Linked DNA regions of Homo sapiens: region 1 is linked to region 2. Evidence: read pairs that join two places in POLR2A ChIA-PET (ENCODE). Cell type or tissue: PC-9. All regions are shown on one strand. Each heading gives the region's core, and the rest is flanking DNA. Links, peaks and the distances in the headings are about the cores only.

Region 1 (2,902 bases), core at 162-2,661, 110 kb before region 2:
GCCTTCACGAGGAGACACTGCAAGGCCTCCATGAGGCAGCCAGCACTCAGGAGCCAAGGCACAGGCCTCTGGCAGACGCGCCACCGTGGGGGAATCTCGACTGCTGAATGGACGGAGACCCTGCGAGGCCTCCACGAGACAGCCAGCACTTGGGAGTCAAGGCAGAGACCTCTGTCAGACATGCCACCGTGGGGGAATCTCGAGTGTGTCACACCGCTGAGGGAAGCCTCCACACTCTGTGCCTCCATTTATGTGACATTTTGACAAAGGCACAACCACTGGGACAGAAGACGGGGGAGCATTGCCAAGACCCAGTGGTGGGAAGAAAGGAGGTTGCGAAAAGGCTGCCAGGGGCATTGGAGGTTGGGATTGTTCTGTTTCTGTGGTGGGGGTGAAAATGCTAGAGGTGTGCACCAAAAAGGGTGAATCTGCCTCTGCATGCAGGTGACGGCGTGATGTAAACAGAAGGCTTTTCTCTCTAGAGCCAACTAATTTCCAGAATAATCTGAGCCAGGCGTGGTGGCTCACGCCGGTAATCCCAGCACTTTGGGAGGCCGAGGTGGGCGGATCACGAGGTCAGGAGATCGAGACCCTCCTGGCTAACACAGTGAAACCCTGTCTCTACTAAAAATTCAAAAAACAAATTAGCCGGGCGTGGTGGCGGGCGCTTGTAGCCCCAGCTACTGTGGAGGCTGAGGCAGGAGAATGGTGTGAACCCGGGAGGCGGAGCTTGCAGTGAGCCAAGATCACGCCATTGCACTCCAGCCTGGACGACAGAACGAGACTCTGTCTCAAAAAAAAAAAAAAATCTGTCTCTGCAGGCAGGTGACGGCATGGTGTAAACAACAGCCTTTCGTCTCTAGAGCCAACAAGTTTCCAGAAGAATCTGCCTGCATGCAGATCACAGCGTGATTTAAAAACAGCCTTTTCTCTCTAGAGCCCACCAATTTCTAGAAGATGGAAACCACGTCACTCACTGGGGCTTTTCCTGGGCTCTTTCCTTGGCCGTGTGGAGCTCTGCTGGCCACATCCACGCGGTGAGCCACTGTGGCTCCTCACCTGGGCCTCGTGCGACCCGGCAGTGCGCGCTCCCTGTCCTAGGCGGTGACCCCACTGTGGCGGTGGGCATTTGACAGTGGTGGCTCCTGACCCTCTCGGTGGCCTTTTTAGGAAGCCCGCTCAGGTTGGTGTCTGGCACGCCCTTTGGCGAGGGGTACCGACGCTGATGTCGGACGTAGAGTAGGACGCTGGTGAGCTGGTCCGTGAGCCTCAGTGGCAGGTGGGAGTGGTTGGAACTCCCCATGGTGAGTGCCCAGGTCTGGTGGGGTGGCTGCCTGCGGGCCTCCCCTCACCCACATTTCATCGTCAGCCAGTCCTTCGCCGCACATGTCTTGGACAGTCAAAAAACGTGTGCAGCTGGTGCCAAAAGCAGCACTTTGCACAGCCCAGCCTGGGAGGGAGAATGGAGCCGTGTGACTGGGCAGCAGGCGGGGCCTCCTCCAGGGCTTCCAGGAGCCTTGGCATTCCCTGGGGGGTTGGCCAGGCCCACAGAGTGGGGACTGATGGAGCTGTTGTTACAGGGCCATGCTGCACCTTACAAAACGGTCTCCGTCCGCGCGGCCATCCCGTCCACCATCCTCCGGCTTCCAGCTGCGGCTTTTCATGGAGTTTTTGAGAAATATCCGGAAACTCTGGTGAGGGTGGTGCAGGTGAGTCACTTTTTCAGACAACTCTTCTAGCTGCTGTGGGTCACCCTGGGGGGGCCTGGGCACTGGTTTGGGATTTGAGTGGGTTTATTGCCCACTTACTTTCTCAGTTCTGAGCTTTACAGCCATGAAGGTGATTTCAGAGGAATAGAGAAATCAACTTCATTGGCGGGACTTACCACTGGTGTTGTGGGATTCTGAGTGGGTTCGGGAATAATGAAGGTTATATTTTAAAAATCTGGGGCCGGGCGCGGCGGCTCACGCCTGTAACCCCAGCACTGTGGGAGGCCGAGGCGGGCGGATCACGAGGTCAGGAGATCGAGACCATCCTGGCTCACACGGTGAAACCCCGTCTCTTGGCCGGGCGCGGCGGCTCCCGCCTGTAACCCCAGCACTGTGGGAGGCCGAGGTGGGCGGATCACGAGGTCAGGAGATCGAGACCATCCTGGCTCACACGGTGAAACCCCGTCTCTGCTAAAAATACAAAAAATTAGCCAGGCGTGGTGGCGGGCGCCTGTAGTCCCAGCTACTCGGGAGGCTGAGGCAGGAGAACGGCATGAACCCGGGAGGCGGAGCTTGCAGTGAGCCGAGATGGTGCCACTGCACTCCAGCCTGGGCGGCATAGCGAGACACCATGTCAAAAAAAAATTGTAATATATATCTTAAAATAAAAATGAATGTTCACAATCTCAAAGAGGTCTTAAGATCCCTCACTACCCCCAAAGAGATTTTTACATTTTTATTAAACTTCTCACTTTGGAGTAACTTTAGATTTATAGAAAACTTGCAAAAACAATGCAGTCTTCATGTGCCCCTTGTCCCATTCCCCGTGATGTGAACGTGTTACTTGACCGTGGTGAGGTGTCAAGTCTGCGGGGTTTTTCACCCTGAGAGGGTTCGGTCTGTGGCATCTGCAGGGTTTGGGGCACGGTTCTCAGTGCTCTGTGTGGTGCTGCCGGGGGCCCGCCCTGTACCCCAGGCCGGTGGTCACCGCGCAGCTGGCGTGTTCTTGCAGATCATCATGGTGCGGCTGCAGAGGGTGACCTTTCTGGCTCTGCACAACTACCTCGGCCTGACCACAGAGCTCTTCAACGCTGTAAGTGAAAACCACCTCACAAAGCCCCATGCTGCTCCATGCAGCTGGCATCGGGACAGCTATTGGTTGGCACGGCAGGCGCCCAGTGCCTGGTGGGGCA
Region 2 (2,902 bases), core at 285-2,784:
AAAATTAGCCGGGCGTGGTGGCAGGCGCCTATAGTCCCAGCTACTCGGGAGGCTGAGGCAGGAGAATGGCGTGAACCCGGGAGGCGGAGCTTGCAGTGAGCCAAGATCACGCCACTGCACTCCAGCCTGGGCGACGGAGTGAGACTCCGTCTCAAAAAAAAAAGTTCTGGAGTTGGATAGTGGTGATGGTGACTCATGTATGTGAACATGTTGAAAACACCGAGTTGTAACTTTGAGGGTAAATTTTATGGTATGTGAATTATATCTCAAAGTTATAGAGCAGTTACTGAGGCTGGGTGTGGTGGCTCACGCCTGTAATCCCAGCACTTAGGGAGGTTGAGGCAGGAGGATTACCGAGCTCAGGAGTTTGAGACCAGTCTGGGTGACGTAGTGAGACCCCATCTCTACAAAAAATACCCCTCCCAAAATTATCCAGGTGTAGCGTGCACTCCGGTGGTCCCAGCTACTCAGGAGGCTGAGGTGGGAGGATCGTTTGAGCCCTGGAGATTGAGGCTGCCGTGAGCCGTGATCGCCCCACCGCACTCCATCCTGGGCGACAGTGAGACCCTGTCTCAAAAAAATTAAATAAAAATGGTCACTGAGATGGTAAACACATGGAATTCCCTTTGAAGCCAGTGGACACAGTGTGTGAGTCAAGGCTGCTGTTCACTGAGGAGGCCTGAACTCCCTCCCGAGGGGCCCCGGCTGTGCGTGGCCATCTTGCCAGCATCAGCTCATCCTGCTGTGCCCTCGTGCCTCTGGGGGCTGCTCCCGGGGGGCTCTGGGGTATCCACCCTGTCCCATGTGGAATGTTTCTGGTTCCCACTGACACTGTTTGGGGAGTGGTGGCCGCGGGGCTGTTTGCTTCTCCTGGAAGGGCCCCGGTGGGCACCTGGAGCTTTATGACGAGGAGGCTTTTAAGTTTTCTTGTAGACACATTTAAAAACTGAGAAACAAGTGAATTTATTTTAATAATATATTTTATTTAACTCCAGTATGCCCAAAATATTTCCATTTCCACATGCAGTCGATATAAAAAGCTGTCACAGAGATATTGACCCTTCTCTAATCACGTGTCTTGCACTTTCAGCTGTGGCTGCTGTGTCAGACAATATGAGGTGGGGAGGGGACAGGCCTTGGAGGCCTCCTTTGGGATCAACAGCTTCTGGGGGCTCTGAAGCCAGTGTTGCCCGCCCACTCGCTCTGGGTCTCAGGCCGGCCTCCAGCCCCCTGTCCTTGCCGCATCCTGGGGGTGGCGGCTGCAGGGCCCTCAAGGTTGGCGCTCTCAGAAGAGGGCAGTAAGGCCGGCTCTGTGGGGGTGGGGGAGCCTGGGAGCCCCCCATCGGGGTGCCAGGGAGACCTGGGGGGCACACAGCCCACTCTCTTGCCGCCTCCCGCCCTCCTGGCCACGCCTGCTGGCGGCACAAGGCCCACCTGGAGGGCCCACCGGTCCTCAGGGAAACACCACAGAAAAACCGCAGAGGAAGCGTGACCTGGCGCCCGGACAAGAATGCAGGGTGGCCCGGCTTCCAGTCCGTCTTGGGTGACTCACTGCGGTGTGCAGAAAACACCATTGTGCACCGCGGCCACAGGAAGCCCTCCGCCTCCCCGACTCCCTCCCACTCCCCCACCCCCTCCCCCTCCCCCACCCATCCCCCTCCCCCCAACCTCCCCCACCCCCGCCTCCGCCTGCCGCTCCTTTTCCAGGTCCCGGGGCTGGTGGTGCTGTGGCACCGATGGAGAGACTGACGGCCGCCGCTGGCCTGCCATGGCCACCTCTGAGCCTCTGCCAGCAACCTGGGTTCTTGTGGGGTCCTTCAAGGTCGGCCTGTTCAGGGGTCGTTTGAGGGAGCTTTGGGTCCTACTTGAGGGCGAAGCTTCGAGGGAGGGGCCCCTGCACATCCTGTTGGTCCCGCCGGTCCCGCCTTCCTGTGGAGGCTCCCTGGGAGGCCGCCGGGTGTCTGGCCAGGCCTCCCAGGAAACCGAGGAGCAGGGCTGCCCCCCATCCTGCCTCAGAGCCCATCTCCGGAGCAAGCCCCATGCCCAGGGCTCGGGGGCAGCTGTGCCTTCGCTGGTTTCCTTCTCTGGGAAGGGGGCATCCTGGGCTCAGCTGGGTTTGGGGTGAAGATGAGCCTTTCTGGGCGTGCGTGCCCCTCCCACGCCTGCGCTCCATTCGGCATCATCTACTCCATCTCACGGCCAGGCCTGGGACTCCCCACCCGGGGGGCCGGCCTCGGGGCCTCAGCCGGAATCTGCTACAGGTTCTGCGGTGGTCCAGGGGCCCTAGAGGTGCCAGCCTATGCCCACCTGGACACCTGCTCAGCGCACAGGGCAGCCACAGCCAATGACCGAAATCTGCACTGAGGCTGGGGGCTGGGGCTCCAGGCACAGTCACCTGCAGTCCCCTGAGACGCCTGGACCTCACTCAGGCCCTGGGGGGTCTGCCAGGCTCTGTGGGAAAGCACTGAGGCCGGGGGCTGGGGCTCCAGGCACAGTCACCTGCAGAGCCTTGGACCTCACTCAGGCCCTGGGGGTCTGCCAGGCTCTGTGGGAAAGGACACAGCCCTCGCCCTGCCCCCCGCCCTCAGCAGCGTCGCCTCCACAGTGAGTCAGGCACGTCCCCCGTGGGTCACCTCCTCCATGCCAGGCCGCCCCCAGGGGGGCTTCCTCGTTGTGCAGTTCTGCCCCGTGTGGGTAGGGACCCAGCTGTGTCGTCTCCCTGGGTGTGGATCGTGGGGCCAGGGAACAAGAGCCTCTGGGGTTCTCAGAACCCAACGTTCTGTGGTCACAGGACTCATGGCAACAATTTGGCTTGAGTTAGCACCTTTCAGAAGAAATGAAGACACTTAAAAGGGTTGGTTGTTAATTTTTTTTTTTTTTTTTTTTTGAGACAGAGTTTCGC

The links. ChIA-PET counts read pairs that join two places held together with the same protein. Peaks named below come from ENCODE experiments on the same cell type or tissue, not always from the same donor. Only the 100,000 strongest peaks of a DNase experiment are listed, where the experiment ranks them.
Region 1: POLR2A ChIA-PET joins it to region 2 with 15 read pairs; 5 of 35 experiments call an interaction of 5 or more read pairs at or near these places.

The regions. Positions count from the first base shown.
Region 1 is chr9:137,521,536-137,524,437 of GRCh38, reverse strand. PNPLA7 (patatin like domain 7, lysophospholipase) reads left to right here. Exons shown (of 35, transcript NM_001098537.3): 9 at 1,581-1,709; 10 at 2,722-2,802. Among named protein-coding and RNA genes, the nearest start is that of PNPLA7, 27 kb to the left of the region's middle. In PC-9, for the core only: no CTCF peak of the experiment used is centred there; no DNase peak of the experiment used is centred there.
Region 2 is chr9:137,410,470-137,413,371 of GRCh38, reverse strand. The region is part of intron 1 of EXD3 (exonuclease 3'-5' domain containing 3); the gene reads left to right. Among named protein-coding and RNA genes, the nearest start is that of EXD3, 11 kb to the left of the region's middle. RefSeq lists silencers at 81-375, 1,117-1,486, 1,422-1,601. In PC-9, for the core only: no CTCF peak of the experiment used is centred there; a DNase peak (open chromatin) is centred at 1,531; H3K4me3 peaks cover 378 bases; H3K27ac peaks cover 363 bases.